Linked DNA regions of Mus musculus: all the other regions are linked to region 3. The links are chromatin loops, found by intact Hi-C in ENCODE. Cell type or tissue: left cerebral cortex. All regions are shown on one strand. Each heading gives the region's core, and the rest is flanking DNA. Links, peaks and the distances in the headings are about the cores only.

Region 1 (11,138 bases), core at 3,114-8,113, 380 kb after region 3:
CTATCTTTGGATCAGAGAATCACACACACACACACACACACACACAAGCTTATTTTTAAAATACCTTGTCTACCTCAAAGGCTGGGCACTCCTAAATCTTCTCCTGCTACCCCAGGCCTAATCAGGGAAGTAGCTGCTTCCCCACTTCCCCAAAGTCTCACATGGCTTTATTTCTTGCAGCTCCTGCATCCCATCATTCTACCCCAAGCCATGGCAATAACCCAAGACTGCTCTGTTCTTCTCTTCATCCTACCTGCGCAACTCTAAGTGTCCCACCCAGTGCCCAGCCATTAGCCATTGGCATCTTTATTGATTGATCAAAAACCAACTGGGGACAAGGCTCTTAAGCATCTGAACATGCAGATTCTGGATTGAATCAAAGCATTAGAACCAATCTCCACCAGGCCCTAGAGGAGAGCCTACTAAAATGACTCTGGTAAATGGCACAGAATTAAACTGACTCCTAATGGCACTGCACACACAGATTATGGCATCTTTCAGCTCTTATGGAAGAAGCATTTTATTGTAGTCGATGGTGGTTAACACAGAGACCCACCACTGGTCAAGGTGCAGAAAGTAAGAGACTGGGGAGTACTCAACCATAAACAAGACATCTATTTTGTACTTCCTCCTCCACCCAAGGCCCCAGGGTCATTGCAGAAGAGGGGAATACTTTTTATTTAAGAGCCAGAGGTAATGGTTGACTGACTATAAGAAAGCAGTGGATATAACAAAGCACGTATGCTCCCACAGCAGTTGTGACAGCATGCACAAGAACTGTGAAAACCCTAGCCAGACAGAATCACAGCATGGAGAGGGCATGTTGGCACAAAGTTCTGCCCAATCTGAGGAGCTATTGGTAGATGATAGCTGCTAGGAGGAGAGTTGGTTTTCTTTAAGGTATGTCCTGATAGGTTGGCCATGTGGCAGTGGATGCCCATATACCCAAGAATGTATGGGTAACACAAATTGCCCTAGCTGGATGAAAAATCAAAAGGGTACAGACATCTGTGTGGATGTGGAAGGGATGTTGGACGGTGGTCAATATACATTGTATGAAATTCTCAAAGAGTCAATAAAAAAAATAAGCCAAGAAAAAAAGAATTGAGGAGCTATTTCTCAAGGAAACAATATCACAGACTGAGTAATTTCTCACTTCTGTTCTTACTGGACACCTGCTTTCTATCAGGACTTTTCCAAGTCCTGAAGAAGTAGCTGTTAACAAGACAGAAGAGGTCTCCTGAGTTATGTGAGCCACAGGAGCTAGGTATTCACTTAGGTGCGTGGGAACCAACTGTGCTAGTTAGATTCCCAACACTATAGCAAAATACCCAAGACAATCAACATAATAGGAGGAAAGACTTATAATCATAGTTTCATAGTTCCATAATCAATTGACATCATTGTTTTGCATGTCATTACAGAGATTGTGTATTGGACTAAAGTTGTTCACTTCATGGAACTGGGAAGTAAAGAGGGTAGGCATAGACCATGTCCCCAGTGTCCCGTAACTTCCTAAAACTAGGTCCTACCTTTTGAAGGTTCCACTACTTCCCAATGGTGCCACAAGCTAGTGAGCAAACCCTTACACAGCTGTGGGGAACATTTTAGGTCTAAACCATAGCACTTACCATATGGCAGGTAATGAGCTAGACACTGGAAATCCAAATAAAGAATTGTCAATCTCTACCTTCACTCAGGGCATCATGTAAAAAGGGAAAAAGGAAGATTTGATGGGCAACACCAATGATGTGTAGTGAGTAAGAGCTAGACAGGAAAGCCAAGGGGCTCTCACCTGTGTGCTTCAGGAAACCTGTGTTGACACTGTTGTGTGACAGGTGACACTGAAGCTACCACCTGAACAACACATGGGCCTTAAACAAGGGAGGAGAGAGGAGGTAGATGAGGGGATCATGAAAAAGCAAAAGAGTACATGAGCAGGCCATTGTGACTGCAGGGTAGACAGAGCAGAGACAATGGAGCAGGATCAGTAGACAGAATTGTGTGGCTGCGAGCTGGGTGGCACTCTGGGAAGAGCTGATAAGGCTAAAACAAGGAAGAGGTGTTGGGAATGGCCATGCTAGCTGCAAGATTGGTTTGGTAATGGATTGAATTTGAAGAGTGAAGGAGATTTTTAAAATAATCATAGACATCTAGCTTAAGCAACAAAGCAGATGCCTTGCTTAAAAAAAAAAAAACAAAACTCTCCTAGTCTGGCATTAAACTTGATATGTATGTAAAGGTGACACTGGATTGCTCATTCTCCTGCCTGCACCTTCTGAATGCTAGGATTGCAGGCATCTGCCACCAGGCCTATCTTTGTGTGGTGCTGAAGACTGAACTCAAGGCTTTGTGTATTGTAGGCAAGCAGTCTCCCAACTGGGCTGTATTCCCAGCCCTCTGTGTCCTGCCTTTAGCTAGACAAGGATTTTCTCAGGAAAGCTGGGGAAACAGCCCTCGTATTTCCCAAGCTGATTTAAAGAACCCTGGGCCACCCAGGACATGAGGGGGCATGCAACAGGCACCTAGATGAGTTGGCAGCAGCTCGGGTGAGCTATCCTGGAGTGCCGCCAGTGAGGGAAGCCTGAGTGCACTGCTGCAGATGAGACAGGGAGACATGAGATTAGGCAGGAAGAGCACCCATGCTCATAGGCTTTGAGCACCACCCACATAACCATAAGCACAGGATAGGAAAAGAGCCCGGGAAGTCGTCCAGACAGGTAGGTGGTAGACGCCTGGCAAAAGGACAGGTGGGTGAGGAGAAGCCACTCAACAAGAATAACGACCTAAGAATCCTACAGGTTTACAATGTGGAGGTCATTCTTCATCTTGGCAAGAGAGAGTGCACTGGTTGTTGCCATCTCCAACAGGCCATGTAGAAATATAAAGCCGACTCACACCACTTCTCTGTTCAAAGCAACAGGCCTTACCCACTCCTTGCTTAGCAGATTCACGGGGACCTTGCACAACCCTGGAGTTGTGTGAAGCTCGCCACTTCCAAACAACCACCCATGGGCCTCATCTTGGAATCTCTGCTTTGTTGGTCACACAGACTCTTTACTGTTCCTGGGCAAGCCAGAGTTTCCTGCCACAGGGTCCTGACGCCTGTTTGCTTAGTCAGGAATGATGCTCTTAGATTCTGCTAAACTCACGTCTCTGCTTTCCATAGGTTTGTTTCAGTGCTACTTGTAAGGGACCTCAGCTGACACTTTAGATCATAGACATTTAGATCATAGAGTCCCTGAGAGCTCTGCCCTTATTTCCTACTTTATTATTTTTTCATAGCATCATTTACTATTATTTAAAAAAATTATCTCAGCATCTTCACAGTACAACAAAAGCAGTATACCTACTTTATAAAGGCTGTGAGAAGTAGTCAGCACATCAAAAGCCCTTTGTATAGAGATTTGCCCACCAAAGGGGCTCAGTCACACTGGCAATAACTGTTTCCTCTTAACCGTCAAAGACAGGTTAAAGGTTGATAGAGCTTAGTGTTTGGCGTACTTTTAGTATCTGAGAGAACTTGGTGGATGCAGCTGACAGTGGCTGTGTCTGTGAAGGTGTGAATATAGCACCGTTGACTCTGGTTCATCCTTTCCACAGTGACTGAGAATTATTTCTTCCCCACCCAATAATGCTGACACCTTCACAGTATTTTCAACAGCAACTACAGCACCCGTGGCAAACTTGTACAATCGTAACTTCTACGAGTATTACAGTTGGACAGCTGTCTTATAGACACATATAGAGTCTCAAGGGAGGAACGTTTGCTGGCATTTTGTTAACATGGGGGGGAGGGTTGCATCAGCTTAGATGTATCTCTGTCTGGAGAGCATGCTCTCTTGTCAACGTGAGTCGCTGTTCTCCGCCGTGGGTGGCAGACACTGGCGATCATCCCTCCACACTTGGGAGGCATTTTCTTTGGCTGCAGTTCAATAGGCAGTTTGCACTGCATTATTGTCTAGCCTGACGTGTTGCTTGTGCAATGGGAATGCTTACAAAGCCAGCCTGTCTTGGGGGCTGCTAATTAATCCTTCTTCACTCCTTGGGAGGTGACCCAGGAATGTGTATGGAGTGACTGTTCATAGGCAGAACCATATTTCTCAGAGGAAGCCATGTTCAAAAGCATAATTTCACTCCAGTGTTTACTGAAGAGCCTGACCTCCCAGTTTCACCCTAGCTCCACTCCTCAGAACCTCTAAAGTAGCCTGAAAGTCTGCTACTTTAAAATATTTTGCGAGGCCAGTTTAATACTTGTTAACTCTGTCCGTACTTCTGTAATCTATGGTTCTAGTTAGAAAAATCAGTGTTGGACAATATGAGTGGAATACAGCCATAGACAGAAGCAACCACTTCCAGCTAGGCATGGATTCAACCCAAGGAAAAGGGTGTGTGCGCGCATGCATGTGCGAATGGTGTGTATCCGGTAGTGCACACTTGGCACGGGGCAAGCCTGACTATGCTAGAGCACAGGAACATGTCATCTGGCCTCTGAAAAGAGACAGGCTCAGAAAAATAAATAAATTCCACTTTTACTAGTTCCCAAGAAGAATGTAACCTCACACTTCCCTCCTGGGCCCTTGAGATCTGTGGGTTTGGCTGATGTTCTTACTAGAGGAGGCTACTGATCACTTACAGATTTGGGTAATTCTGCACTTATATTGGAACATGCAGGATGAGGGTCGGTCCACCTGAGTTTAGGAATGCGTTCATCACAGGCATCCTTGGTATGGCTCACACAGCACTATCCTCTATACTAGGGCAGTACCTCACAGGTGTGGGGAGACTTAGAATGCCTAACTGCAAGGAGGTACAGTTGTCTATTGGTCCTGTGAAGATACACTTTCTGAGTCTGTAGGACTGGGGTGGCCCTGAGATGCCTTTACATCAAGTTCTCTGCCACCACCACCACAGCCCATCTGCCGCTGCCGCCACTGCTTGCTGCTGCCACTGCTACTGGCTCAAAACCTCACTGAGTAGTGGCCTTGCTTCTTCTTTCACCTTCCCTTTTGCATTTCTTTGCTGTTTTCCTCCTTTGCCCATTTCTTCCCCCCCTCCCACCGTGTGCATGTCTGTCTGTCTGTCTGCCTCTGTCTCTCTCCGTGTGTGTGTGTGTGTGTGTGTGTGTGTGTGTGTGCATGCAGTATTTTGAATACAGTCAAATGTTCAGAGACCAGTGCCTTCCTCTTTCAACCCCTTCCCTTCCCTTCCCTTCCCTTCCCTCCCCTCCCCTCCCCTCCCCTCCCCTCCCCTCCCCTCCCTCTCCCCTCCCCTCTCCCTCCCCTCCCCTCCCCTCCCCTCCCCTTCCCTTCCCTTCCCGAGACAGGATCTCTCAATGAACTATAGTTAATTTTCAAAAGCATTTTTCTGGGACTGGATGTAGCTTAGTGGTGGTTCAGAATTTGGCCAACATGAACAGGGCCTAGTGTTTGGGTCTTATAAACAAAATACTCCTGATAGATAATTCTGAACTTTAACCAGGGCACTTTGAACTTTGCTACTGGAATAAGTTCTTGTGCTTCCGTATTGATTTCCTTACTCTCCCCAAATGATGAAACATATTGACGCATCATAGTAGTTTAGGAAACCGAGAATTTAAGAAAATAAATAAAAATGCAAGCAGTGCTTTAATCTATATTTTTTTCTTTTAATTTTGCATTTTATCAGTTTTGTATTATTAGAATGACAGGAACTCCCCCAAAAGGTGGGCATTTATAGGCAAAATATTGAGCCCTGTCATTTGTCATTATGCCTGATGGATTGTCATTTTAGGTCCCTCTGTTGCTGCAGAAGATCAGAAAGACTTTTGTTACGTACTGATGACGAATAAGATGTCAGATCTCTACAGTCCTTTTTCTGATCCCATGGTCCTGCAACACCCTGAGAAATGACCCCCTACTATACATAGAAATAGTGAATAAAGTGTGAAAATGGTTTTTCTTATTCAGTTGAGACTGGAAAGTGGAAGTTAGCATGTTAGAAATATGATTCAATGTCAACCATCCTGCAACCGAGGAACCAAGGATAATAAATTGATAGGCGATAGTTTGCTTCCCCCTAGTGGTGAAGATGGCTCTGGTACTTGAGTTCCACATGTGTTTAGGACTTGAATTTCTTATGAATTGTTTTGAATTAGTGATATATATTTGTGATGCTGTATCATAGTGCCAAAACCATTTTGCAGCTACTTAACAACCGAATCAATAGTATCTGCGGCAGTCAAAGGTCGTCGTGACCCATCTAATTTCTTTCTGACTCACCATCTCAACTCATGAAACAAATTAATTCTGATTTGCTGCAAAGTAACCTTAAAGAAAGATATGCATGTGATTGTGTTACTTACTGTCCTAGTAGGTAGCTTTGATTGTTACCCTGATGTGCAGTTACCCGAGAAGAGAACTGAACTCAGAACTCTCCTTCCCTACCCTTTTCCTTCCCCAATCAAGCTGGTGTCAGGCATTACTTAGGGGAGGTTTGTTATGCTCTGTCCAGCTGATCAAATTCCAAGGGGTGGCCGTGTTTTCTCATGTTTAGCCAGTTTCAACTTCACTGCAATAACTGTGCCCATCCTTTCTAACTTTAAAAATAAAATCAGCCAAGCATTTTTTCATACCGGCAATTTCTCTGGAAACTCTCTCTCTTGCCCTGGCACATGGTTAGTGCTAATTATTTCATTTTTAAACCTACCACTGGTGGAGCAAGGCTGTGCCAGGGTGGGGTTGGTCCAGTGCCCAACCTTTTGCTATGAGCCAATGAATTATTTGTGCTTCTGCCTCCAAACAATGTCATATTCATCTTTGTATCCTCAGGACCCAGCAGCACTCAAGGGATAGTGTAGTGCTCCCAAGATATGGAGAATAAATCTAAAATAGTTGGATTTAGGAGAGAACAGAATAGGTTCAACACAACACACACCTGATGGTATTACATTAAGACCGTCTTGCTAAAGGACAGGGAGAATAGGGTACAGGGTTCAAGGTTTGGCTGTAGCAAGAGCAGATCAAGCTAATGGTCTGCAAACAAGCTAATTGGCATACAGACTACATTGTTGCAGTCTCTCTGCTTCTAATTATATTCAAAATGTTCCCCCAGCAAGAAGTAAAAAAAACGAACTCACATCTGTTTGAGATCCCCAGGCGCAAGAAGGAGCGGATGGAGTGATAATGAGCCAGGATGTCACTTCTGCTGGGGGAAAGCTTGTTTACTTTGCATTTTGTCACATGAACCCTTTGTGAGGAACAATGACTATGATACCTACCTCTTCTGGGGGAGAAGCCAAGATGAGGGTGCTGACTGCCTTGTCAGCCCTTGCAATGGGTCTCAGTTCCCAAGGGATAAACCCCCATTCAGCTGTGAGAAGTAACAATCAGATCATAAACGGGGCATGGTCATGAGTCACGCTTTGGCTCAGATTCTGTAAACCGATTCCTCTTTAGCAATGGCCAGAACAAGAGATCACAGGAACTGATGGCATTGCCTGATGTGAGACGCCTGGAAATTTCCACTACAGGGGGATGATGTCATGGGACTTGATACCAAATTTAGCCATTAAAGAAATTTAAGGATGAAAACTACATACAAGTGAGAAGTAGATTTGATGTCTTCTTTCATGTGAAGAGACTAAAAATAAGTTCTTGGTGGACCTATAGATGTGGAATACTGTCACAGCTTATCTACATAAATCAAAAGGTTGAGGTATACAGTACTACGCCAATGGATGAGCCTTCAAAGCATTTGGCTGAATGGAAAACTATAACCATAAAGGGCGTACTCTTAATTTTGTATTTCCCTGGAATGCCAAGAATCCTCAGATCTATAGAGACGGCTAGACAATGAGAGAGAAAGGATATGAGGGTTTTTATTTGGGGGTGATGACTATGATTCTGGAAGTGACCAAGTTGTCCCTTTCATTTTGTGTAGTTTCTAATTATATCTTTGCATGTGATCCCTATGGGGTGTATGAATCTAAGTAGAGTTGCCTTCAGAGTCCAGAAGATGTTGGATTTCCTGGAACTGGAATTGCAGGTGGTGGGGAAGTTCCCAACATGGCACCTGAGTGCTGACCTAGAGTCCTCTGCATACACTTAATACTGACTATCATGAGAAAGGTAGTACACTGAAGAAATGTGGCTGTGCCACTCAGTGAATGTCAGCACCACGACGCGCTGGAGGCGAGGGTTCTGTGGGTCTTTTGTAGGATGGGCACAAGTCATTTTGCAGACGTCTGTGCCAAGGATGCAGTCCGAGTCTGAAGGGGAAGAGCAGGAACTCTAAACCGAGGAAGACCCTATTAAGCAGATCTGTATTATTAAAAAATATCAAGGTCATTAACAATGACCCAAGGGCTTTTGTGTGTAAAGGAAAGGAGAGAACTGCACAGCCTAGGTGTAACCTGGTCCCTGCATCAGGAGAAAATATTAAAAAAAAAACACAACCCCAGGGTTGAGGCCATGGCTCCAGTGGATATTGTGCTCAATACATAAGCCTGGGGACAATTGGGGATCTCCAGCAAATTGGAGCAAACGCTACAGGTAGGAACTGTGACAACATTAATTTCTTGAGTTTGATCATTGCACTGTATTTATTTAGCTTTTAGGAAACACAGACTGAAGTATTTATGGGTAAGTAACATCTGCACTTCATGCTCAAATAGTTCAGTAACAAATTTGTGTGTGTATGTGTGTGTGCCATGCACAACCACACAACACAGGAAACACTATCTTTTAAAAATCCCTGTAGAATAGCCTGATTGGAAAGCCAAAGTCCCCCTTAACAACACAGCTGGGAGCCAGCAAGCACATGAAGAGGCACCTCCTAGATGGGACCCAGGAGGAGAGCATGCCCAGCATACAAAGACATCCCGAGGACAGTGCATTTCTCTCTCCAGCAGTGCCAAGAAGCCTGCTGTTCTCATGAACATCCGTGTGCACTCTCTGCCCCATCCCTGCTGCACCTCACTACCAAGGTTGTAGTCTACCATGTCTGGATAGCTTTCCTAAGCACAAAATTTTCTACGTGGGGCTTCCTCTTCTCTGTTTGATCTCTGGAATGCCTCTCCATGCAAATGAGGTATCCCTAGAACCTTAAACCTCAGCTAATGAAACATCCCTCTAAGGAGAATCCCTTCCCACTTTCCAAGGTTTATATAGCCCTTGATTCACCCCAATAAAATGTATGCACATGAGCTTAGTTGACTAAGTGAGCTGTTTTGGGTTTGTTTGTTTGTTTTTATTAAATTATTTCCTTTATTTACATTCCAAATGTTGCCCCGCTTCCCAGTACCCCCTCCCATAGTTCTTCACCCCCTCCTACCTCTCCTATGCCTCTGAGAGGGTGGTCCTCTGCCCACCTCCACTCCCCTATCCACCCACCCCAACAACTCCCCCAAGATCTCCCTTCCCTTGGGCATCAAGTCTCTACATGATTAGGCACATCCTCTCTCATTGAGGCCAGACCAGGCAGTCCTCTGCTACATATGCACCTGGTGCCACAGAGAAGCCCATATGATCTTTGGTTGGTGGCTTAGTCTCTGGGGACTGGGTTAGTTGATACTGTTGTTCTTCCTATAGTGTTGCCCTCCCCTTCAGCAAGAGAGCTGTTTTTCAAAAGAGCTGTAACACTGAAGAGCTGTAACTCTGAAATACTTGGAGACCTCCTTCCCTGCAGCATTCACTGCCAGATGAGGATCCTGCTGATCCACCTGTTCCTGCCATCGCTTTCAGTTTTTCCTCCGCCTGATGTGCTTTGGACCTCGGACACTTCAGGAAAGAGGTAAACCTTGGAACTCAGCTCTGCCCCATCCTTTCCCCACTTAGTGTGCAGCAGTTTCTTGACATTCCGAGGAAAGAAATGGAAAAATGGAACCACACCTACCTGTTCAAGTCCCTAACATTGAGAAAATTGTTGTGAAATGAGAAAAAGACACATGGTAGCCAATGTATATTCTTATCCAAGAGTTCAAAAGCAGAAGAAAGATAGCTTTTGTTGGACAGTCATTTGTCATTTTGATTACTATCCTGCTTCATTTCCCCACCTTGGAAAAAAAAACTCTGGGGAAAAATAATTTCATATGTTTTTATATCAGCTTTATTAAGCCAAGAACTCAGCTGTAAATATCACAGACCATATAATCAATATATAATAGAGATGATGGTGGGAAGCTTCTCACAATGTTAAATTTCCAGATTTTCCCTCTTCCTACTCTAGATTTTGCTAAATTTCACGTAAGACTTTCTCCCATGGTATTTATGAGAGATGCTCTTTCAGATTGAACCTGATTCTCTTTGGAATGTTTGAAACTCCCAGGAGGTTATAGATGCTTCTTTGATTACTTCAAAAGCTATGGGTCCTGTCGCTAGAAACTCACGGAACCCTGCATTCCCACACACCAGAACACACGCACCTTGATGCAAGCCAATCCCACTTCTAGTCTTTGAAGCAGAACTCAGTTAACTCTGCCTCCTTTTCCATAAGGTGGTATGCACATGTCTGACAGCCGTGACCAGTCAAACACCGGACCCGTGCTAACTGTCCTCGAGCCCTGGCCCTCTGCTTATGAATGAATCACCCCGCCCTCAAAGAATGGGGATTTTGGAAGGCAGAGACTCGTGCTTGCATGTTCACTGCTGTGTGCTGTCTAGGCCAGTCTCACACTTGTTGAATGGATATATGTGCCAAAACCCTCAAATATACTTAGCATCTAAACTGTTTTCAGATTCTTCTATGTTTATGTTTATTTAAATAAATTAAAAAAAAAAAGCCCCGGTCAACAGATTTTTGCATTCAATATAACATTTCCTCTTGTTTTCAACGCAGTATGGCTGTCCATTGCTTTCTCTTGGATCCCTTTCTTGTCAGATTCACTGTCTCATCTAGCCATCTACCAACTATTTGTCCATAGAAAATGCAGATAATATTGAAGTCTGGCCTGGGCTAGGGATGGAGGGGTAGAGAGGAGTCAAACGCATTCAGAACAGAGAAGACACCATGAAATCTTCCTGAAGTCTGGTCCACTGCTAACGACACACCACAGTCTATGTTTTTAGGAGATAGAGAAAGCAAGCTGAGATTGTACTGAAAGCTTCCAACCTCACAGATGCTACCTGTGGTGGTTTGAGAGAGATTGTCCTCCACAGGCT
Region 2 (11,138 bases), core at 3,884-8,883, 490 kb before region 3:
AATGAAGACATTATGCTCTAAGTCTTCCCATCTAAGAGAACAGTGTCTATAAACAGAAAGATGAGAATGAGAAAGTTAGTTTCTAGAAGAAACACATTCCAATGGGGGGGGGGATCTCAGAAGTTGATAATGGGATTTTCCTAATTCTGGATACCATGCGACTAGAAAACATTGTGTGTGTGTGTGTGTGTGTGTGTGTGTGTGTGTGTGTGTGAGAGAGAGAGAGAGAGAGAGAGAGAGAGAGAGAGAGAGAGAGCTCTTGACTTATATACTCTATTCAAGAAACTCGGAAGGGAGGCCAGGGTTCCTCCAGAACCCATCTGTATAGATAATCAACCAGAGATAACCCTTAATCAACTGAATGGAGACAGGCTGGTTGCTAAGGGAAGTGCCTTTCCATTTTCCATAAGGGCCAAGTCCTGACATGGTTAGCTGCTGCCTTTGCACTGCTCAGATAACACCTTCCAACACTTTCATTTAACACTGCCTTAATTCATATGCCATTTGCTCAAAATACTTTCTAATTGATTTCTGCTGGATCTGTAATTATACAGAAAATTTTGATGGTATCTCTCTATTGATTTAATAATTAGTTACTCTGCCATCTATGTAATTAATATTTCTTGATCAGATATCGTGTGTTAGAGACTGCATTAAGAAATGACAGCAAAAGGTACATCTTTCATAAATGAAACAAACAAATGAGAACATTTGAGTAAGATGAAGAATTATATTGATGGTATCTCTAATGCAGATGGAAGGGAGAAGTGAAGACTAACCTAAATAAAAAAAAAAAGTCAGGCAAGCAAGACTATATAAATTAGCCCCAGAAGACAGTAAGAGCATGATTTATTAGTATAAATCATCTTCCGCTTCCAAGAATGGCTAGGACTGCTCGTGAAAGAATAGATTAGAGTTAAAACTTGTGTGAAGTAGGGGCATAATCATAGATATTTTTAAACTATTGTGCAAAGGTTTGGCAGTCATGCTGTACATGGTTGGTGATTTGATAGAACCTGTGTGATGCTTGGGGAAGTGGTCATCTGAAATCCCAGATTTCCCGTTCGTTGCACTGTACACAATAAGAGAGGATGTACACTGAACACACATAGTCCATAGAGAGGGCTCTTGCTAGAATCTAGTCACCAGAGGAGGACTGAGTGGTCCACAGAGAGCAGTATCCGCACAGCACCTCTGAAATGTGCAGAAAGGCAGCAGGTTTGGTGGCACCCTGCAATCATTGCATTAGAATCTTCACCACAAGTTCCCAAAAGCGATGTGCAGAGACATGGAATTGAGACCTATTGCACTGTGCAAGGGCTTCTTCATCTTCAGATGTACTGTGTGTTAGCCTAGAGAGATTTCAGCCAAAGATTCTCTCCTCAGCCATGCTCAAGGCAGGCCCTGCTGAGTGCTTTCTCAACGAGGTCTAAAGTATGGCCTGTCGAAGCTTAATACAATAGTACTGAGTTTCTAAAAGCTTCAGGCTGCAACCCCAGAGGGACACTGTTCCCCTTAAGGTTTGGGTTGAGGAAAGGGTTGTCAAACAAATTACTACTAGTGGGGCAGGGGGGGGGGGGGAGACAGACATCAATGAGTACCACCTAGCACATGGTCACCAACCTCTTCTCATGGCTATAGTTACTTGTTTGACGGTGTAGAACCCCATTCTATTCTCTCATTTCCCTTTAACATGCCAGTCATAGACATTAAATTTAGCCCACTCCATTCTTTTCCATATTTCAATAGTCATGACTGATTAAAATCTGGCTGTTGGAGTCTCTGGCTGTAGAGTCATCTGAGGGATTTTAAAGCTGAAGACACAAAGTTGTATCCCAAACTAATTAAAAGTGGACCAGAAAGTCAAATCTGCTCTGGGAAGAAATGTGAGAAAGAGGATACTAACAGAACTTGATGACAGGTGGATTGAAGAATGACAGAGAAAAGCCAAGAGTGGCTGTTTGTGAGCTGAGAACTGGAGAAGGGTGCTGCTGTCCAACACCCTTTCTACACTAAGCCCACCTCAGTTCCTGTGCACATCCTTACAGCTGTGTTCTTTCATGAAATGCACATGTTTTGTAACCCTTGTATCCACTGGAGAAGGCTCTTAAATAAATGTTGGTAGGAAGAGCCTGTAGAAAAAAATGGAATTCTGGATGACAAGAAAAGTATATCTCCAATCTGAAAACACATCTCTTTCTATTCTCTGTGCATAGCTCTCAGAGGTCACTTTCAGAATAGCTCTAGGGTACCCAAGGAAATGAATACATGGCATTCTAACCAACTCTTTTGCATGGCTCATCATCAAATGATAAATTCCTTAAGGGTTCTCTCTCTCTCTCTCTCTCTCTCTCTCTCTCTCTCTCTCTCTCTCTCTCTCTCTCTCTCTCATTATTTAATGAGGAGAATAGAGCTTCCACAAGAGAAGCAAAAGTCTTTTTCAACGGTGCCTTTTTAAAACTACACCTTTTTCCCCCTTCTAAATTGATTGAGCTTGCTTAGTCCATAATTTCCCGCAGAAAACTTGCACCCAGCTACTGCCAATTAACGATGTACTCAGCCATTGGTCCACGGGGATATTATTTCTGATTAAGCATTAACACACTTTGACACAGAGCTGTCAGTGTCAATTGGTTTAAATCAAGCTGAAATGTCAAACTACTTTGGCATGGCTCATCCATAGCTAATGCTGAAAGTAGGGGGTCAGAGGACCTAAATCTACTAAAGAGGAAACCAACAACCATGGTGCTCAGTGGGATGCAGGGTAAGAAGAGCCAACCTCATCCAAATATGCAAAACGAGAGAGATTTGTAAGCCCTTTTCTATGAACACACATGTAGGTCTCCAGGGAGTGGGAAGCCTTCCCTCTGTGTTTATCTTATTGCACCCAGAAAACTACAATGGGACTTGTGCATGATAAGCAAGTACTCACTGTTGGTAAACTCACAAAAAGCAACCTCCACACCCTACAGAGGCACTGGCAGACATATTTGGCTTACAAAAGCTAGAAGAAAGCTTAGCTGACAAACTGTGAGGGTTGGAAAAATGGTTTCTAACAGTAACTGAGGCAGTGATGGTAAATATGACTTGTGCCGATGGGATCATAACTTCATAACTATATAACAAAGTGCACATAATTATCTCTGATGTGTCTATGGTTTAGATAATGCCCTCACCATTCCTGTAGTATAGGCTTGCTGCCCAGCGTAGCACTGTTGGTGAGGACAGGCATTCCAAGGGGCCCAATAACAGGCTTAAAAATCTTTTTAATATAATATATTTAAAATAAAACATATAATATAATATTAAATATTATATTTGGTATTATAATATTTAAATATATTAATGTAGTATATTTTGTTCTTGTTTTCTCTCCTACAACTCCTCCCATATCCTCCCCATCTGCCTTTATGTTTTCCCTCCTGCTCCCCTGCCCCTCTCTCTGACAGGTCTTTAGATAAAAAGAAACATAGCCTTGAAGGCGATCTTATCGTGGGGTTGCTGGTACTTCCCCCGCCCCTTCCATCTTGTGCTCTGTGGCTTCTGCTAAGGTGATGCGTACCTTTGCCCCTCAATACACTGCAGCCATCAAACAACAGAGTCACTCAATCTTAGCCGAGAACTTCCTCAGGAAAAGTTGCATATGCTGAGGGAAAGCTAATCAATTCATGATCTCAAATTCCATACTAACATTTTCATATTTGTCTTTGAGGACTGCCATTTTGGACTTAAGAACAAATGATTTTTGAAGAGTCTTTCTGAAACTAGACATAATGCTATATAAATATTGAGTTATGATGTAATGCATAATAAATGCTTTCTGAATGTTTGCTATATCGCAGGTAATGTTTTAAATAATCATTTTCTATTAACTTATTCAGTATTCACAAGAGTTGGTACTTGGATTATTCCCATTTGATAGATAAGGAAGTGGAGCCTGTTGCCTACAGTCATTCAGGTAAATGGTGGTAGCAGGGCAGCGAGAATTCCTGTTAGATTACTAAAGTGTGTATATGTGCTGATACATTTGTCTGAATCTGTGCAATGTGCACTGAGAGTGAGCTCCTGTGGAAACACAAGTTTGAAGTAAGAATGGTATCTCACATTAAATTTATTCATTGTAATGAATGTGCCACACGGGAGGAGGTGTTAAGACTAAAGGAAACTGAGAGCTGAGGGAAAGGAAACATGAGAAATGTTGGCAATTCTGTTCAATGGCAACGTGTCCACATGTCTCTGTGTGTGTGAGTGTGTGTGTGTGTGTGTGTGTCTGTTTCTGTCTCTCTGGCTTCCTCTTTCTGTTTCTCTGTCTCTCTCTATCCCTGTGTCTCTTGTCTCTGTGTCCTTCTGTCTCTCTGTCTCTCTCTATCTCTGTGTCTCTTGTCTCTGTGTCTCTCTGTCTCTCTCTATCACTGTGTCTCTTGTCTCTGTGTCCCTCGGTCTCTCTGTCTCTCTCTATCTCTGTGTCTCTTGTCTCTGTGTCCCTCTGTCTCTCTCTGTGTCCCTCTGTCTCTCTCTATCTCTGTGTCTCTTGTCTCTGTGCTCCTCTGTCTCTCTCTCTCTCTCTCTGTGTCTCTTGTCTCTGTGTCACTCTGTCTCCATCTCTGTCTCTCCTCACATACTCTTCTTTCCTTCATTCATATAGCTAACCTTCAAATAAACATAAACCTCATAACCATTTTATAAAGATAAACCTACATAACATTTCAGAAACTACATAGACATGTGCTCTTGAAGTCAGGTAAATAGAAGGGATTTCTTTGAGGTCAGATTATTAAAAGGAACTAAACTGCCATGTGATAAGTTCTCAAGTGAAGGGAACAGAATAGGACTCCGTGAGCCTTCTGAGGAGAAGCCGCTCAGAGAGGCACTATGTAGACACGGAGCACGATGTAGACGAGGTGTTGATCCACCTCGGACAAGAGCACTGGCTTCATCAACTGCAAAGACGGCAACTAATGTGATGTTCTGAACAAATTTATATTTGAAATTGCACATGCATATTTGAACTATACATATAAATGCTTAGTATAAAATTTAGTCAGGAAGAATATAAAAGAAAAATAAATAAATATATCTTTTCTTTACCTAAACCTCTCTAATCTCCTCACAGATAATTTTTACTGTATGGATATATAGACCCTCATACATATTTATACAGGCATGCATTGTACATGTGTATATATTATATATCATATATGTATTATATGCAATATGTATATATCTGCATCCTATATAGTACAAACATACATCACTATATACATTTGTTAATTTTCTTTTTTGTTTAAAATAATATGGAACACTCACCTTGTCTTTACACATATCCCTGCTTTTTATTTTAGAACTTTGTGGGTTTTATATAAAAATAACATGTCTTCACATGGTCACAACAAGATATGCAGTATTAAAGAAAAAACTAGGAATGATAGCTCCAAGAACTACTTGCATTACACTGGGTAAATCACTCAGAGTCATTGTGCCTCTGTGTGTGTGTCTGTGTGTGTGTATGTCTCTGTGTGTGTGTGTGTGTGTGTGTGTGTGTGTATGTCTGTGTGTTTCTGTGTCAGTTGTGCCTTTTAGCTATTAGGAAAGATGCAGGGAAGAGCTGTATGCAAGGTATATAGAGATGTGTTGTCCATCATATGAGCCCTGATATGTTGCTACTCAAACTAATAAGAACTATGATTATGCCAATCCAAACAGAACTATATTTCTGTTAAGAAGCATTCTATTAATGGAGGAAATTGATTTAAAAAAAACCAGAATGTGGTCTTATTTCAAATGTCAAATAGAAGGATGGTGCGTTCGCTTGTAAATTATGCAGCTATGCACAAAATGCATTCGATGGACACAGTGAAACCTGCAGGGTCATCAGGTAGAGCATGAATTCAAATCATCACCTGCACAAAGCAGCAACTACATTCCGCAGCTGAAGGCATTCCATTTTGTATGCTTCAGAGACCAGGGTGATTCCAGCTCCCGATTCTGTTATAATTTATGGTAAATGAGGCATGAATTTGGAGGAATTATTTATTTACTTCTGAAGTGAATCTGTGACCTGTGAATGACCCTATTACTAGTTAATAGTAGGAAAGAATTACTTGTTACTGGAATGAAAGGCAGGGAATATTATCTAAGCACATGATCTAATCTTCACTATTCACACAGTTTAAATTTCTTCCCTAAAGGATCGTGTCAACAATACTCACAAGAAGAGAGAGTGAGATCATTATCATGTAAGAAAGATGAATATGTGGATACCTTTGGATCCAGCACACCTAATTTTAACTCCAGGGTTTATGTATGAGCAGAATCCAAGATTCAGATACACCTCTTAAGCCATTTGCAGTTCTTAAGTATAAATTCAAATATTAAAAATTATGCAAACTAGTATTGGGATAATATTTTACACTTTATGAACTCAATTTTGCAGCAAGTAATTGATGTAATAAGTCAGATTCAAATAGTATATTGGGTACTCTTCTTCGGCACTAATTTATTTAAAAAAAATCAATTATAGGATCAGGAAATTTAAAAATTCACACTAAAGAAAAGGCAGCATTGATTAAGCAGTACCCTAGCGAACAAATCCTATTTTGTTCGAATAAATTTGAAGACACCATTGCACTGAATGTTGCAAATCTCTTAAAGCACGAGTTTCTGAGTCTTCTCCTACCTCAGGAAATAGGGAGGCTTTGGGACTTTTATCCATCCTTCCCAGAGCATAAATCTCTCTCAGCGTTCCGATAATTCAAAACTGCAGTAATTGAATGTAGAGAAGTAACGATTGTTGTCCAAGTACAATTCACTCAGTCTATTGATTCAGCGCTTAGCTGTTTGGCCTAATCACGGTGGTTTCCCTTATCAAGCAAGCGTAGCTAAAGCAGCCCACTGCTTGACCTGTGCCCGCTTGTTAAGGTTTTCTTTCCCTTCGGGCTGGAAGATTTCAGAACGATTTTCTAAAGTTGGCCACACGGGGGCAGCATGACCATGCACTCAAAGGCTTCGGGCCCCTGCAGTTTAAAATTAAGAGTGCAGCATCAATCAACTCAAGCAAACATCCTTTTGTGTGCTATTCTTTGACTTAGGGATGTGCGAAAACGCTGTGTGGTCTGTGAAAACAGAGCTCTGTTTCTTCTGTCCAGATTTCTAGAGGAATATGGGTGCAGGGTGAGAGGTAGTGCTACCCCTAATGAGCCAATTAGTTTGAGTGGCACAAATACCACTAAGGACTTAGAGAGAGAAAGAAAAAAAAAAGCTTCTATGGGAGACAGAGAGAAAATAAACCTAGCTTTAGTTTTAGGCAAAATGGTGCCTGTGTTAAAAAAAAATGTCTCTTTATTTGACTTTCCAATAAAGAAGGAAGAAATATTTGGATTGGTAGTCTCCATTTGTATTCATGACCTCCTTTTTCAGACACATTTTCAGTCACATTTTCATATTAATATACTTGCAGTTTACCCAGCTTGCTAATCTATGCATTCCAAATATCTCACCATATTCCTTTCACCTGCAATTTCATTATGGAGGAAAAGAGCTCTCATATGTCTTATGTATACATATATTTTCCAGTACATGCAAGGATTATCATTTACCTCTCACAGTCATTGTGTATAATAGGTGCTATTGTTTCCATTTTATTAATGGAGGGAAATGACAAGAAAAATTAATTGAATTGATTCAAGTTCCTACAGCTAGTGAGCGGGCAGGACCTGGTGTGTCTGAGATACAAACCCCGTTTCTCTCCTCACACTTATTTCTCATTAAGGACTAATATCTCTCTTTTTTAAAATCAATCTTTTCCTTTCCGCTCATAATTGTTCAGTTTTATTTTTAACTCATGCACTGAAAAGAATCAAGAAAGAAGCAGGAAATAAGTGCTAACCTTAGTGTGCAGGTAAGATTCAACATCTAGTGAGATCTGCTCACAAACCAGTAGATACTGATGTGTAGAATATGGAAGGGTGTATACAGTGACTATAACAGGTATAATTTATGTCTCCTCACTTTTATTTTAACTAACAAACAAATGTATATTTTTCAGTTACGAATCACATATTAGCAACAATAACATGATTGGATCTACTTATGATTAGAAAGAATCCTACAAAATAAGGACAAACAGAAAAATCTTTCATATGGTTTATAAAGAAAACCATCAAACAACCACACTCTGATCACTGTACAGCTGTAGCAATAACCAAGTCAGCTAACATCATAAGTTAAGTCATTCTGCTCCCTTGGACATTAGAAATGTCCTGTGGGAACATGGGATCTGCTTGCTATCTGTATGAGATAAAAATTATCTACCTGCTTCAGCCTCTGACCACAGGTTCATCCACACACTTCTTTCTCCAGTTTCTGATTTCTGACGTTACAAGTATTTTCTCTCTAGCCAAGACATTTGCTTCCACCCAGGTAAAGATCAGAGATGGGTATGTGGATGGGTGGGTGGGTAGGTAGGTAGGTAGATAGATAGGTAGGTAGGTAGATAGATAGATAGATAGATAGATAGATAGATAGATAGATAGATAGATAGATAATAGTTGGATAGATAGGTAAGTAGATAGACAGGTAGGTAGATAGATAGATAGATAGATAGATAGATAGATAGATAGATAGATAGATGTATACACACATACATACACACATACATACATACATACATACATACATACATACATACATACACAAATAAAGACAGATAAAAGAAGTGGACAGAGGATGAGAAGGGAGAGAGAACACAACACATATGAGTGGATGCCTGTGTCTGAAGTACTAAACTTTACCTGTAGTCAAGCTGCTAACCAGATGTGTGAAGCTGTGCTCAGCAAAGGAAATTATTTTCACCATGGACCTTTAATTCCCTGCTATGTAGTGCTCTAATCAGAGATATGTCTCCTGTTTGCACCAATACACCATGAAAACCTGTGACATGTCAGTCTTGGGGTTATGCTTCAGTTGTCAATTCATATATTAGGTTTGCTTCTGTTACAGCAACATACATCACAATCAAAAGTCACTTGGAGGAGAGAATGGTTTCTGTTCGATCACAGGTTTCCGCCTATCACCTAGGAAAGCTCAAGTTGAAATCTGGATGCAGGAGCTGACTGGAGCCCACAGGGGAAGGCTGTTTACTGACTTGCTCTCCAAGCTTGCACAGTTACTTTCTTATGAAATCCTAAGCCCACATGTCTGGGTATAGCACCATCCATAGTGGGCTTGTTCCTCCTACATCAATTAGCAATTAAGAAGTGCATCTCAGTAAATCAATAGGGACCTCATGAACCTGCAAAGCTTCTATATGGCAAAGGACACTCTCATTCAAAGCACAGTCTATAGATTGTTGGGTTTTTTTTTCCAACTACACATCTGGTAGGGGCCTAATATACAAAACACATAAATAACTCAAAGTACTAGTTGTCAAGAAATGACCCTATTATAAAATGGGATACAGGTCTAAACAGAGAATTCTTAAAAGAGGAAACTCCAATAGCTGAGAAACATTTAAAGAAACATTCACCATTCTTACCCTCCAGAGAAATGCAAACTAAAACTACTTGGAGATTTCATCTTACACACATCAAGCAAAGAGGGAACAATTATCCATTGCTTGTGGGAGTGCAAACTTGTACAGCTGCTATGGAAACAAATGTGGCAGTTTGTCAGAAAGATGGAATTCATCTACCTCGAGATTCAGCTATATCACTCTCAGGCATGTATACTCAAAGAATGTTTCATCCTACCACAGAGACACTTCCTTAACCATGTTACCAGATATTGGAAACAACTTAGATGCACCTCAACAGGGAAAATGTGGTACATCTGCAGAGTAGAGTTTAAATTCAACTGTTTAAGAAAAATCATGAGATTTGCTGGTAAAATGGATGGAACTAAGAAAAAAAAATCATCCAGAGTTTGATATCCCAGACCCCAACAGATAGATATGGTATATAGTCATTCATATGTGGATATTGGTTGTTAATTCAATAATAAAAAAGCTACACTCTGTAGAACCACAGAAGTTAAGTATATAATAAGGGATTGGGGGTGGGGCAGATAGATCTACTTAAAAAGGATATAAAATAGATACTTCTGAATAGATGGGGTCCTAGAACAGAGAATCATGTAGGAATAGGAGAGGATTTAGAGATGAGGGATAGAATAGGAGGAGAAGAGAGATACATAAAATCAAGAGCCATTTGAGGGGTATTGTGAAAGCATAATCCGGTAAAAAGTTTCCTAAAATATATACATGTATTAAAGTCATATAAATAAAACCATCTAATAATCGGGGAGATAGAGCCCCATTAGGCCATCTCTTGTCTTTAAATAAAGCTTCCATATCAAAACTGGGTTACATCTAATTGAGCTGTTGCCCAAAGAAGTCTTATGGGAACCCCAAACAACCCATGCTATTGCCAATACTATAGGTTAATCTCCACAAACTGACGGCAAGATCCTGTAGCCAACAATGACATCTACACCGCTCATTGAAAATGGAGACATTTATTTGGTGACTACATAAAGATTTCATCCCTACGTGCTCGTCGTACCTTTGGTACAGGAAGCTACTCTGCATGCAACTAAAAGAGAAACATCAAACTACTCACAAACCCTTGGATGTATGATGACAACCTCTCTGCAAAATATGCTGGGTCCTTGATGGCACAAACTTTGTGGGAATAGCCAATCAACATCTGGTTTCACTTAAGGTATTCCACATGGAACCCATACTTGGTTCCATGTTCTGCTTGGTGACCAAAATCCTGAGACTAAATATTCTAGCGAGCTAAGGTAAAATCAAAGGAAACAAAGTTCCAATAAAAGAAGACTCCTGGTGACATTTTGCTACACTCACACATCAATGTCTTCTTCAGCCATCACCAGAGAAGCTTCCTCCTCCAGAAGATGGGAACAAATACAAAGAAACACAGCCAGACCTGCAGAGAGTGAGAGACCACCACGAAACGCTCAGCCCTAAATAGCATGTCTCTACAAAATCCCTCCCCTCAAGGCTCAGGTAACCCTTCAGAAGAGGAAATAGAAAGAGTGTAAATCTAGAAGGGGTAGATCACACACACATCACATCACATCACATCACATCACATCACATCACATCACATCACATCACATCA
Region 3 (11,138 bases), core at 3,502-8,501:
AAAGACTCGAAGATATGGGCACAGGGGAAAAATTCCTGAATAGAACAGCAATGGCTTGTGCTGTAAGATAGGGAATTGACAAATGGGACCTTATAAAATTGCAAAGCTTCTGTAAAGCAAAGGACACCGTCAATAAGACAAAAAGGCCACCAACAGACTGGGAATGGATCTTTACCTATCCTAAATCAGATAGAGGACTAATATCTAATATATATAAAGAAATCAAGAAGGTGGACTCCAGAAAATCAGATAACCCCATTAAAAAATGGGGCTTAGAGATAATCAAAGAATTCTCACCTGAGGAATACTGAATGGCTGAGAAGCACCTGAAAAAAATGTTCAGCATCTGTAATCACCAGGGAAATGCAAATCAAACAGCCCTGAGATTCCATCTCACACCAGTCAGAATGGCTAAGATAAAAAATTCAGGTGACAGCAGATGCTGGTGAGGATGTGGAGAAAGAGGAACACTCCTCCATTGCTGGTGGGATTGCAAGCTTGTACAACCACTCTGGAAATCAGTCTGGCGGTTCTTCAGAAAATTGGACATAGTACTACCGGAGGATCCTGCCATACCTCTCCTGGGCATATATCCAGAAGTTGTTCCAACTGGTAAGAAAGAACATGCTCCTCTATGTTCATAGCAGCTTTATTTATAATAGCCAGAAGCTGGAAAGAACCCAGATGCCCCTTAACAGAGGAATCGATACAAAAAATGTGGTACATTTACACAATGGAGTACTACTCAGCTATTAAAAAGAATGAATTTATGAAATTCCTAGGCAGATGGATTGACCTGGAGGGCATTATCTTGAGTGAGGTAACCCAATCACAAAAGAACTCACATAATATGTACTCACTGATAAGTGGATATTAGCCCAGAAACTTAGAATAACCAAGGTACAAGATACAAAGCACATGAAACTCAAGAAAAACGAAGACCAAAGTGTGGACACTTTGCCCCTTCTTAGAATTGGGAACAAAACACCCATGGAAGGAGTTATAGAGACAAATTTTGGAGCTGAGACGAAAGAATGGACCATCTAGAGACTGTCATACCTGGGGATCCATCCCATAATCAGTCTCCAAACGCTGACACCATTGCATACACTAGCAAGATTTTGCTGAAAGGACCCTGTCTCTTGTGAGACTAAGCCGGGGCCTAGAAAACACAGAAGTGGATGCTCACAGTCAGTTATTGGATGGATCCCAGGGCCCCCAATGGAGGAGCTAGATAAAGTACCCAAGAAGCTAAAGGGGTCTGCAACCCTATAGGTGGAACAACAATATGAACTAACCAGTACCCCCTGGAGCTCGTGTCTCTAGCTGCATATGTATCAAAAGATGACCTAGATGGCCATCAGTAGAAAGAGAGGCCCATTGGTCGTACAAAATTTATATGCCTCAGTCCAGGGGAACGCCAGGGCCAAGAAGTGGGAGTGGGTGGGTAGGGGAGTGGGGCGGAGGGTATGGGAGACTTTTGGGATAGCATTGGAAATGTAAATGAGGAAAATACCCAATAAAAATATTAAAAAAAGAAATGATTGTGCTTTTAAGGTACTGTTAAAGATTGACTTGCTACATAATAACAAATGATTGATACAATAGGTATAGGAAGTACTTGTGACAACACTGTCTTTCTACAGAGTATCAATAGCTTCATATCACATATTTGGTATGTTAAAATCTGTTGCAGCTGAATTTTTGGTGTAAAAGACAATATTGGATATGACCCTCTTTCTCCTGTTGGCTTTCTAGATATTCTAATTATTCATCAAGTCAATAGATAACAATTAAGTATCAACTGAGTATCAGGAATAACACTAGATGCTTAGACTGATATGACCTGACCTTTCTATGTTTATGGGGATTGTTATAATGGACTGACAATACATGCTATGAAAGATTCTACGCTATTAACAATGAAACTGATTTCCAAAATTATTTCCATGTTGTTGTATCTAGTCATGGTTTCCTCCTTGTCTCAGAAAGTCCAGAGATGTGTTCTATTCCTCTTTGTATTTTCTCTTTATTTGGGAGAAATATTTAATTCCCCCTTTCATGGGACTTACACATCTTCCTATTGTGTAGCATAATATATTACCCATATTGACACTGGGCTTGGCAATGTTACTTGTTTTAACCATTGAGACTTAAATGTGATCCATGTTGAGACTTGATGGGCTAGGGTGGGGGGAGATATCTAGGGGGTTCTCCATTTCCTCAGAGGAGGAAAGGGGGAGAGGAACGGTGGGGGAGGGGGGACAGAGGTCTGGATGTAAAGTGAATAAATAAAAAAATGGTCATGATTAGGGGCTAGTAGCTCTCATGCTGCCTTTTGGAACCCTGTGACAGCCACCATGTGGACAAGTCAGGGTAGACCCTTGAAGAATAGGAATACTGGTTTCTGTGATCCTGGCAGACAGCTATTCCCCCAGAAATGAAAGTCCCTTTATCTGTGAAACCACCTCACTATCCCATAGTTGATATTTTAAGCTATTAAGTTTTGGATGGTTTGTTAGGCTCTCATAGTTATTTAGTCCACCATTCCTTTCAAGTTAGCATGAGCACATACTTTCATTAAGTAACTTTAATCAGACACTTCTAGAAGCTGGGCCATGCTTTTGGGTCCTGTTCTCATGTCTCTTTTGATGGTGCCTGATGAGCTTTCAGATGGAAACAACTATTCCATCTTCCCACTCTAAACTATGGAGATAAGCCACTCCTATTTTAAATTTCAGTTTCTGAACCGCCATCTAGACTATCTCTACTCTACACATCACCTTATTCTAGCCTCCCAAATGATAAGATTGCAAACATATATTCATAAACACATGGCTTCAAACTTCACATTCGAAAATTTCTGATGAAGATGTAATGCTACATTTTTACTTCTGATGCAACAAACGCTGAGCAATAAACTACTCTAAGAAGAAAAAAGAATGATAGATAAGACTATACCACAAGATAGGGCAATACAGAATTGAGAATTTGAGTTCCTAAGAATTAAAATATTTTTTTCCGCAAAGGTGAGTATAAATGCCCAGTAATGTACAGCACTTCTCTGTAAACTCTGGATGGCTTACAAGCTCTTGGTCCCCTGTGACAATACTGACATAAGTGTAGAAATGGCTCTGGTGCAAAAGTTTTTTTTTTTTTTTTAAGTAATTTTAAGTATATACTTAATCAAAAGATTCTCCTCTCCCCAAGGAAGTTTTCTCTAGCACAGAGCAGGATCCATCTATAACAATTACAAAGTGTTAAATCCCATGCAAGGTTAGTTCCCCCGATTTTTGTAACTAATCTCGCTTTTCAAGATCTCTTCGCTTCACAAAACTGATGTCCTCGCACATCTTTTCTGGATGCAGTAGGATGATTGGCAAGCGCTTTCGCTGAAAGTGAAGATAGATGACATTGACCCTGAAAAGTTTCCAGCACTTAAGGAGCTGCCTAGCCCAGCACCGCCAACTCTTGAGGCTTCCACCGTACTCCCCTCTTGGAACTCGAGGAAGCAAGCATTTGGGCGGAGGGAGTTAGAGGCTAAACCCACTGGGGGCAAAACATTAGAAGTCTGGGGCCGAGCTGCTATCTGGAAAAGTGCGAACTGGCTAGGCTAGGAGAGCGCTCAACGCGAGAGGACTACAAAGCCCAGAGGGCACAGCGTCGCTCTCTTGCGCTCCTCTACGGGACCTGCACGCAATGGAGGCTGGGAAATGAAGTCTTCGGACTTCCAGCGCTCCGCGCGAGGGCAGAAGGGAGGCGTTGCTGGTCCGCTCCTTCAGCACGCGGGTTCCTGGCTGGCCTCCGGGTTTCTCGCTCCCGCTCAGGGTTTTCGTGGACGGCGGGAGCAGTATGGCTTGCCTGAGTAAACTCTGGGGGGAGGAGGGGAAGGGAGTGGGTAAGGAGGCGGGGTCAGCGGAAGCGGCAGGTTGCTTCCTTCTCTCCGCGCTCCCTCCCCGCCTCTCCCCGAGGGAGCGGTGGGAGGGGGAGGGGAGGGCAGGAGGAAGGTAGTGACACGTGTCAATCAACCCCCCTCCGGGGGGCGCGCGCTCCGGGGCTCGCGCCGAGGGCTCGCGCCCCTGCCTCGTGCCTGCGCCGCTCGTATGTAAATGAGGGCGCGTGACGCGGGACGCAGATGGACAAGGGAAGAGAGAGAATGGCCGCTGCCGCCGCTGCTGCCGCCGCCGCCGCTGCCGCTCAGTGCCGGAGCCCTCGGTGCGCGGCGGAGAGGAGAGGATTCCGGCGGGAACTCGACTCTTGGCGCCACCGCCTCATGCACTGTGTAGGTAAGAGAGACACGGGCCGGGCCGGGCTCGGCGCCACGGTGCGGCTGCCGGAGGAGTTTGTGGCTGAGGGGTGTAGTTGGAGCTCCGGTTCGGGTCAGTTCAATGGGGAGCGATGGGAGCGGCGGCGGCGGCGGCGCGGCGGCCCCGGCGGCGCCTTTTGTCTCGGGGCTCCCTGCCCGGCGCGGTCCGCGCCCCGCCGCCCGCCTGCCCGGCTCCGAGCTCCCGGGGAACTGTTAGTTCGGACCCACTCTCCGAGCACCCCGCGGAAGCAGCCCGCCCGCTCGTGCTGCCCCGAAACTCCTCGGCGCCCGTCGCCACCCGCCGGTGCCCCTGTCACCGCGGCTCTCCACCGGGGCGGAGGGGACCCTGGAGCGGCGAGCCGGTCCGCGCCCCCGGCCGGGCGCTCACACACCCCCTTCTTGCGGCCCTGGGGCTGGCGGCGAAGACGCTGCCTAGTTCCTGGGACGCGGGACCAGGGGTTGCGGGGCGCTCGCGGGGCGGGGGGCGGGGGGCGGGAGAGGGTCGAGGGGCGATGGGGGCGGCGCCTGAGGGGCGGGGGGCGGCCGCCTCTGCCCTCTTGCGAGTGGCCTCGGATCTGTGTGTACCCCTTTAAGAAGGAGCCGCTCGAGCTGACGGTTGGGATTTGAAGTTCTTCCTCCCTCTTTGGAAGTCTGGACGGATGGGGGGTGTTGCTATGGCGACGGCACCCTCCCCACGCCCCCCCCCCCTTTCCTTGAGGACGCCCCGACGACTCCGGTCCTCTTTTCGCTGTCATGTGATGGACTCGCGTAGCCCTCCCCGCCTCCCATTCCTGTTCAAATGCAGTTCAGTTTTCCGTTTCGGTGGGGTCTGATCGGTTTTGCTTCAAACTTGCGCGCTCCCGGCTGTCATTCAGTGGGCTGCTCCGGGTAGCGGGAAGTACTGGGACTCCCTTACCTTGTTGCGGTCGCTGCTTTTCCTCACTCAGAGTGCGACGTGTGCCCACAGCTGTTACCCAGCAGGTTGGTTCAGTGCAACAGAGGGGCTGCGAGCGGAGGGTGTGCTTCGGCAGGGGTTACGGGGTAGCTTTTGAGGGGAGGAGGTGGGAGTGGAGGCTGGTCGGTGTTAGGAGTGGGTGGTTGCGTCGGTTTTCTTTTCTGACGAGTAGGTGTCAGCCTTTGGAGTTGAGTGTAGTAAGCTCAGTTCCTTGGGAAGACAACTCTCTCCTAACCGTGTTTTCATCTGTTCTTGCGCCACCTCGCGCCCTGTCCCCCTTCCCCATCCCTCGCAGATTTGCTTGGGTAGAGCCCTAAGGTCTGTCTTGTTTTCACTAATCATAGTAGATGAAACCAGATGCAACTCCAGTTCAGTAATGTGCCATACAGAATTATATATATATATATAAGCAGAAGGGAGGGCACTCTGATTTAGGAGCATTTCGGCGATGTTTAAGCAGTTTGCTCTTAAGAGCAGTGTGTCACCTCTCTAAAATGTATTTTGGTTTTATCTGTGGCAAAGTTATATGGAAGCGGGGGTGTGGTGTGGGAAAAAAAAAACAACCCATACTAAATGTGTGTCCGTACTTGTATTTCATGAATGCAAAGTGGATTCGTTTTGACAGTTACTTCTGTTTAGATCTGTTCCGTTAAAAACCCGCCTAGAAATAGTCGCGTTCCTTCTTGTGGTGTCCCAACAAATAGCACTGACAGCATTGTAGTACCGGCTCACAGCACTGTTAGGCATCCAGTGATTTGAAGATGAGCATGCTTAAGTTGTGCTTTACAGTATTTGACTATTTGTTTTTCTCATGTTGTGTCACTAAATACATTTAGTATGACTTTGAATAAAAGAAATGTACTTTTGAAAGTAAAATTTTGATTAAGTGAAACAAATTAATTTGATCTAATGGGAAACGAGGTTAATTTTTTTAATATTTAGTATTCTGTAATCTGTATTGCACTTTCATTGTTATACACAGTTATATTGTACCATACATGAAAATGTTTCCTGAGAAACAGCCATATTTGAGAACTTGTTTCACAGTTTTTGTCTTAGAGACCTGCTGAGATCCATCTTGTATATTGTTTTTGTCATTGCTAGTTTTAAGTAACAAAACCCTTCTAAATAGAATATACATCTGTTGGTTGTGGGAGTGGTCTCATTTAGTAGTGGTGTGAATTGGTGATAAAAGTCATTATTTTAAGCTGCTTTGCTATGATACATACTTTGCAGAAAAACTTCCTGTTCCTTATATGTATGTGTGTGACTTATGTGTAGATGTATAAATATATACATTTCTATATTGAATAGTCAGTGCTCTTATTGATTGAAATACCTTTTTATATAAAACATTCTGGCTATTGAGAAGGAAAATGATTTAAGTCTTGGTTTTCAGCAAGAGTTCAAAATCATAAACATATTCAGGTTATATAGCCAACTGGTATTATGTCGCAAATGAAGTTTCTTGAAACCTTGCGTCTTCACTTAACTAGTTAAAAAATAGGATTATCTTTTTGTGAATGTATATTGTCTGAAAATTTTGGGAAGGAAGTTATCTACACTGTCAGTGAATCATTATAGTGATTGACAAGAGAAAATGTTTGCAGCCATCTAGAAATATTTCCTTTATAAATATGGGACCTATGTCTTTGCCTTAGATTTACTCCGCTGATTCATTTCTGGTTTTGTTTTTTTTTTTTTTTTTTTTTTTTTTCCATTTTTTATTAGGTATTTCGCTCATTTACATTTGCAATGCTATACCAAAAGTCCCCCATAGCCACCCACCCCCTCTCCCCTACCCACCCACTCCCCTTTTATGGCCCTGACGTTCCCCTGTACTGGGGCATATAAAGTTTGCGTGTCCAATGGGCCTCTCTTTCCAGTGATGGCCGACTAGGCCATCTTTTGATGCATATGCAGCTAGAGTCAAGAGCTCCGGGGTACTGGTTAGTTCATAATGTTGTTCCACCTATAGTGTTGCAGATCCCTTTAGCTTCTTTGGTACTTTCTCTAGCTCCTTCATTGGGGGCCATGTGATCCATCCAATAGCCGACTGTGAGCATCCACTTCTATGCTTGCTAGGCCCAGGCATACTCTGACAAGAGACAGCTATATCAGGGTCCTTTCAGCATAATCTTGCTAGTGTATGCAATGGTGTCAGCATTTGGAAGCTGATTATGGGATGGATCCCCGGATATGGTAGTGTCTACATGGTCCATCCTTTTATCTCAGCTCCAAACTTTGTCTCTGTAACTCCTTCCAAGGGTGTTTTGCTCCCACTTCTAAGGAGGGGCATAGTGTTCACACTTCAGTCTTCATTTTTCTTGAGTTTCATGTGTTTAGGAAATTGTATCTTATATCTTGGGTATCTTAGGTTTTGGGCTAATATCCACTTATCAGTGAGTACATATTGTGTGAGTTCCTTTGTGAATGTGTTACCTCACTCAGGATGATGCCCTCCAGGTCCATCCATTTGGCCAGGAATTTCATAAATTCATTCTTTTTAATAGCTGAGTAGTACTCCATTGTGTAGATGTACCACATCTTCTGTATCCATTCCTCTGTTGAGGGGCATCTGGGTTCCTTCCAGCTTCTGGCTATTATAAATAAGGCTGCTATGAACATAGTGGAGCATGTGTCCTTCTTACCAGTTGGGGCATCTTCTGGATATATGCCCAGGAGAGGTATTGCTGGATCCTCCGGTAGTACTATATCCAGTTTTCTGAGGAACCGCCAGACTGATCTCCAGAGTGGTTGTACAAGCCTGCAATCCCACCAACAATGGAGGAGTGTTCCTCTTTCTCCACATCCACGCCAGCATCTGCTGTCACCTGAATTTTTGATCTTAGCCATTCTGACTGGTGTGAGGTGGAATCTCAGGGTTGTTTTGATTTGCATTTCCCTGATGATTAAGGATGTTGAGCATTTTTTCAGGTGCTTCTCTGCCATTCGGTATTCCTCAGGTGAGAATTCTTTGTTCAGTTCTGAGCCCCATTTTTTAATGGGGTTATTTGATTTTCTGAAGTCCACCTTCTTGAGTTCTTTATATATGTTGGATATTAGTCCCCTATCTGATTTAGGATAGGTAAAGATCCTTTCCCAATCTGTTGGTGGTCTTTTTGTCCTATTGACGGTGTCTTTTGCCTTGCAGAAACTTTGGAGTTTCATTAGGTCCCATTTGTCAATTCTCGATCTTACAGAGCAAGCCATTGCTGTTCTGTTCAGGAATCTTTCCCCTGTACCCATATCTTCAAGGCTTTTCCCCACTTTCTCCTCTATAAGTTTCAGTGTCTCTGGTTTTATGTGAAGTTCCTTGATCCACTTAGATTTGACCTTAGTACAAGGAGATAAGTATGGATCGATTCGCATTCTTCTACATGATAACAACCAGTTGTGCCAGCACCAATTGTTGAAAATGCTGTCTTTCTTCCACTGGATGGTTTTAGCTCCCTTGTCGAAGATCAAGTGACCATAGGTGTGTGGGTTCATTTCTGGGTCTTCAATTCTATTCCATTGGTCTACTTGTCTGTCTCTATACCAGTACCATGCAGTTTTTATCACAATTGCCCTGTAGTAAAGCTTTAGGTCAGGCATGGTGATTCCACCAGAGGTTCTTTTATCCTTGAGAAGAGTTTTTGCTATCCTAGGTTTTTTGTTATTCCAGATGAATTTGCAAATTGCTCCTTCTAATTCGTTGAAGAATTGAGTTGGAATTTTGATGGGGATTGCATTGAATCTGTAGATTGCTTTTGGCAAGATAGCCATTTTTACAATGTTGATCCTGCCAATCCATGAGCATGGGAGATCTTTCCATCTTCTGAGATCTTCTTTAATTTCTTTCTTCAGAGACTTGAAGTTTTTATCATACAGATCTTTTACTTCCTTAGTTAGAGTCACGCCGAGATATTTTATATTATTTGTGACTATTGAGAAGGGTGTTGTTTCCCTAATTTCTTTCTCAGCCTGTTTATTCTTTGTGTAGAGAAAGGCCATTGACTTGTTTGAGTTAATTTTATATCCAGCTACTTCACCAAAGCTGTTTATCAGGTTTAGGAGTTCTCTGGTGGAATTTTTAGGGTCACTTATATATACTATCATATCATCTGCAAAAAGTGATATTTTGACTTCCTCTTTTCCAATTTGTATCCCCTTGATCTCCTTTTGTTGTCGAATTGCTCTGGCTAATACTTCAAGTACTATGTTGAAAAGGTAGGGAGAAAGTGGGCAGCCTTGTCTAGTCCCTGATTTTAGTGGGATTGCTTCCAGCTTCTCTCCATTTACTTTGATGTTGGCTACTGGTTTGCTGTAGATTGCTTTTATTATGTTTAGGTATGGGCCTTGAATTCCTGATCTTTCCAAAACTTTTATCATGAATGGGTGTTGGATCTTGTCAAATGCTTTCTCTGCATCTAACGAGATGATCATGTGGTTTTTGTCTTTGAGTTTGTTTATATAATGGATTACATTGATGGATTTTCGTATATTAAACCATCCCTGCATCCCTGGAATAAAACCTACTTGGTCAGGATGGATGATTTCTTTAATGTGTTCTTGGATTCGGTTAGCGAGAATTTTATTAAGGATTTTTGCATCGATATTCATAAGAGAAATTGGTCTGAAGTTCTCTATCTTTGTTGGATCTTTCTGTGGTTTAGGTATCAGAGTAATAGTGGCTTCATAAAATGAGTTGGGTAGAGTACCTTCTACTTCTATCTTGTGAAATAGTTTGTGCAGAACTGGAATTAGATCTTCTTTGAAGGTCTGATAGAACTCTGCACTAAACCCATCTGGTCCTGGGCTTTTTTTGGTTGGGAGACTATTAATAACTGCTTCTATTTCTTTAGGGGATATGGGACTGTTTAGAAGGTCAACTTGATCCTGATTCAACTTTGGTACCTGGTATCTGTCCAGAAATTTGTCCATTTCGTCCAGGTTTTCCAGTTTTGTTGAGTATAAGCTTTTGTAGAAGGATCTGATGGTGTTTTGGATTTCTTCAGGATCTGTTGTTATGTCTCCCTTTTCATTTCTGATTTTGTTGATTAGGATTTTGTCCCTTTGCCCTCTAGTGAGTCTAGCTAAGGGTTTATCTATCTTGTTGATTTTCTCAAAGAACCAACTCCTCGTTTGGTTAATTCTTTGAATAGTTCTTCTTGTTTCCACTTGGTTAATTTCACCCCTGAGTTTGATTATTTCCTGCCGTCTACTCCTCTTGGGTGAATTTGCTTCCTTTTTTTCTAGAGCTTTTAGATGTGTTGTCAAGCTGCTAGTATGTGCTCTCTCCCGTTTCTTCTTGGAGGTACTCAGAGCTATGAGTTTCCCTCTTAGAAATGCTTTCATTGTGTCCCAAAGGTTTGGGTACGTTGTGGCTTCATTTTCATTAAACTCTAAAAAGTCTTTAATTTCTTTCTTTATTCCTTCCTTGACCAAGGTATCATTGAGAAGAGTGTTGTTCAGTTTCCACGTGAATGTTGGCTTTCCATTCTTAATGTTGTTATTGAAGATCAGTCTTAGGCCATGGTGGTCTGATAGGATACATGGGACAATTTCAATATTTTTGTATCTGTTGAGGCTTATTTTGTGACCAATTATATGGTCAATTTTGGAGCAGGTCCCGTGAGGTGCTGAGAAGAAGGTATATCCTTTTGTTTTAGGATTAAATATTCTGTAGATATCTGTCAGGTCCATTTGTTTCATAACTTCTGTTAGTTTCACTGTGTCCCTGTTTAGTTTCTGTTTCCACGATCTGTCCATTGATGAAAGTGGTGTGTTGAGGTCTCCCACTATTATTGTGTGAGGTGCAATGTGTGCTTTGAGCTTTACTAAAGTGTCTTTAATGAATGTGGCTGCCCTTGCATTTGGAGCGTAGATATTCAG

Evidence for each region. Peaks named below come from ENCODE experiments on the same cell type or tissue, not always from the same donor. Only the 100,000 strongest peaks of a DNase experiment are listed, where the experiment ranks them.
Region 1: it touches region 3 in a loop (6-fold over the local background); 6 of 42 quality-filtered maps call a loop at or near these places.
Region 2: it touches region 3 in a loop (5-fold over the local background); 12 of 42 quality-filtered maps call a loop at or near these places.

Annotation. Positions count from the first base shown.
Region 1 is chr5:45,469,316-45,480,453 of GRCm38, reverse strand. No RefSeq gene overlaps it. Among named protein-coding and RNA genes, the nearest start is that of Lap3, 18 kb to the left of the region's middle. In left cerebral cortex, for the core only: a CTCF peak has its summit at 6,058 (motif pointing left); DNase peaks (open chromatin) are centred at 3,897, 6,053 and 7,368; H3K27ac peaks cover 1,405 bases.
Region 2 is chr5:46,343,437-46,354,574 of GRCm38, reverse strand. It overlaps the pseudogene Gm7931. Among named protein-coding and RNA genes, the nearest start is that of Gm40298, 420 kb to the right of the region's middle. In left cerebral cortex, for the core only: a CTCF peak has its summit at 6,993 (motif pointing right); DNase peaks (open chromatin) are centred at 4,137 and 6,984; H3K4me3 peaks cover 401 bases.
Region 3 is chr5:45,850,495-45,861,632 of GRCm38, reverse strand. Lcorl (ligand dependent nuclear receptor corepressor-like) reads left to right here and starts at 4,093. Exons shown (of 7, transcript NM_001163073.1): 1 at 4,093-4,286. The coding sequence starts at 4,136. In left cerebral cortex, for the core only: CTCF peaks have their summits at 3,741 and 5,518; DNase peaks (open chromatin) are centred at 4,080, 5,089, 5,482, 5,883 and 1 more place; H3K4me3 peaks cover 2,641 bases; H3K27ac peaks cover 1,970 bases.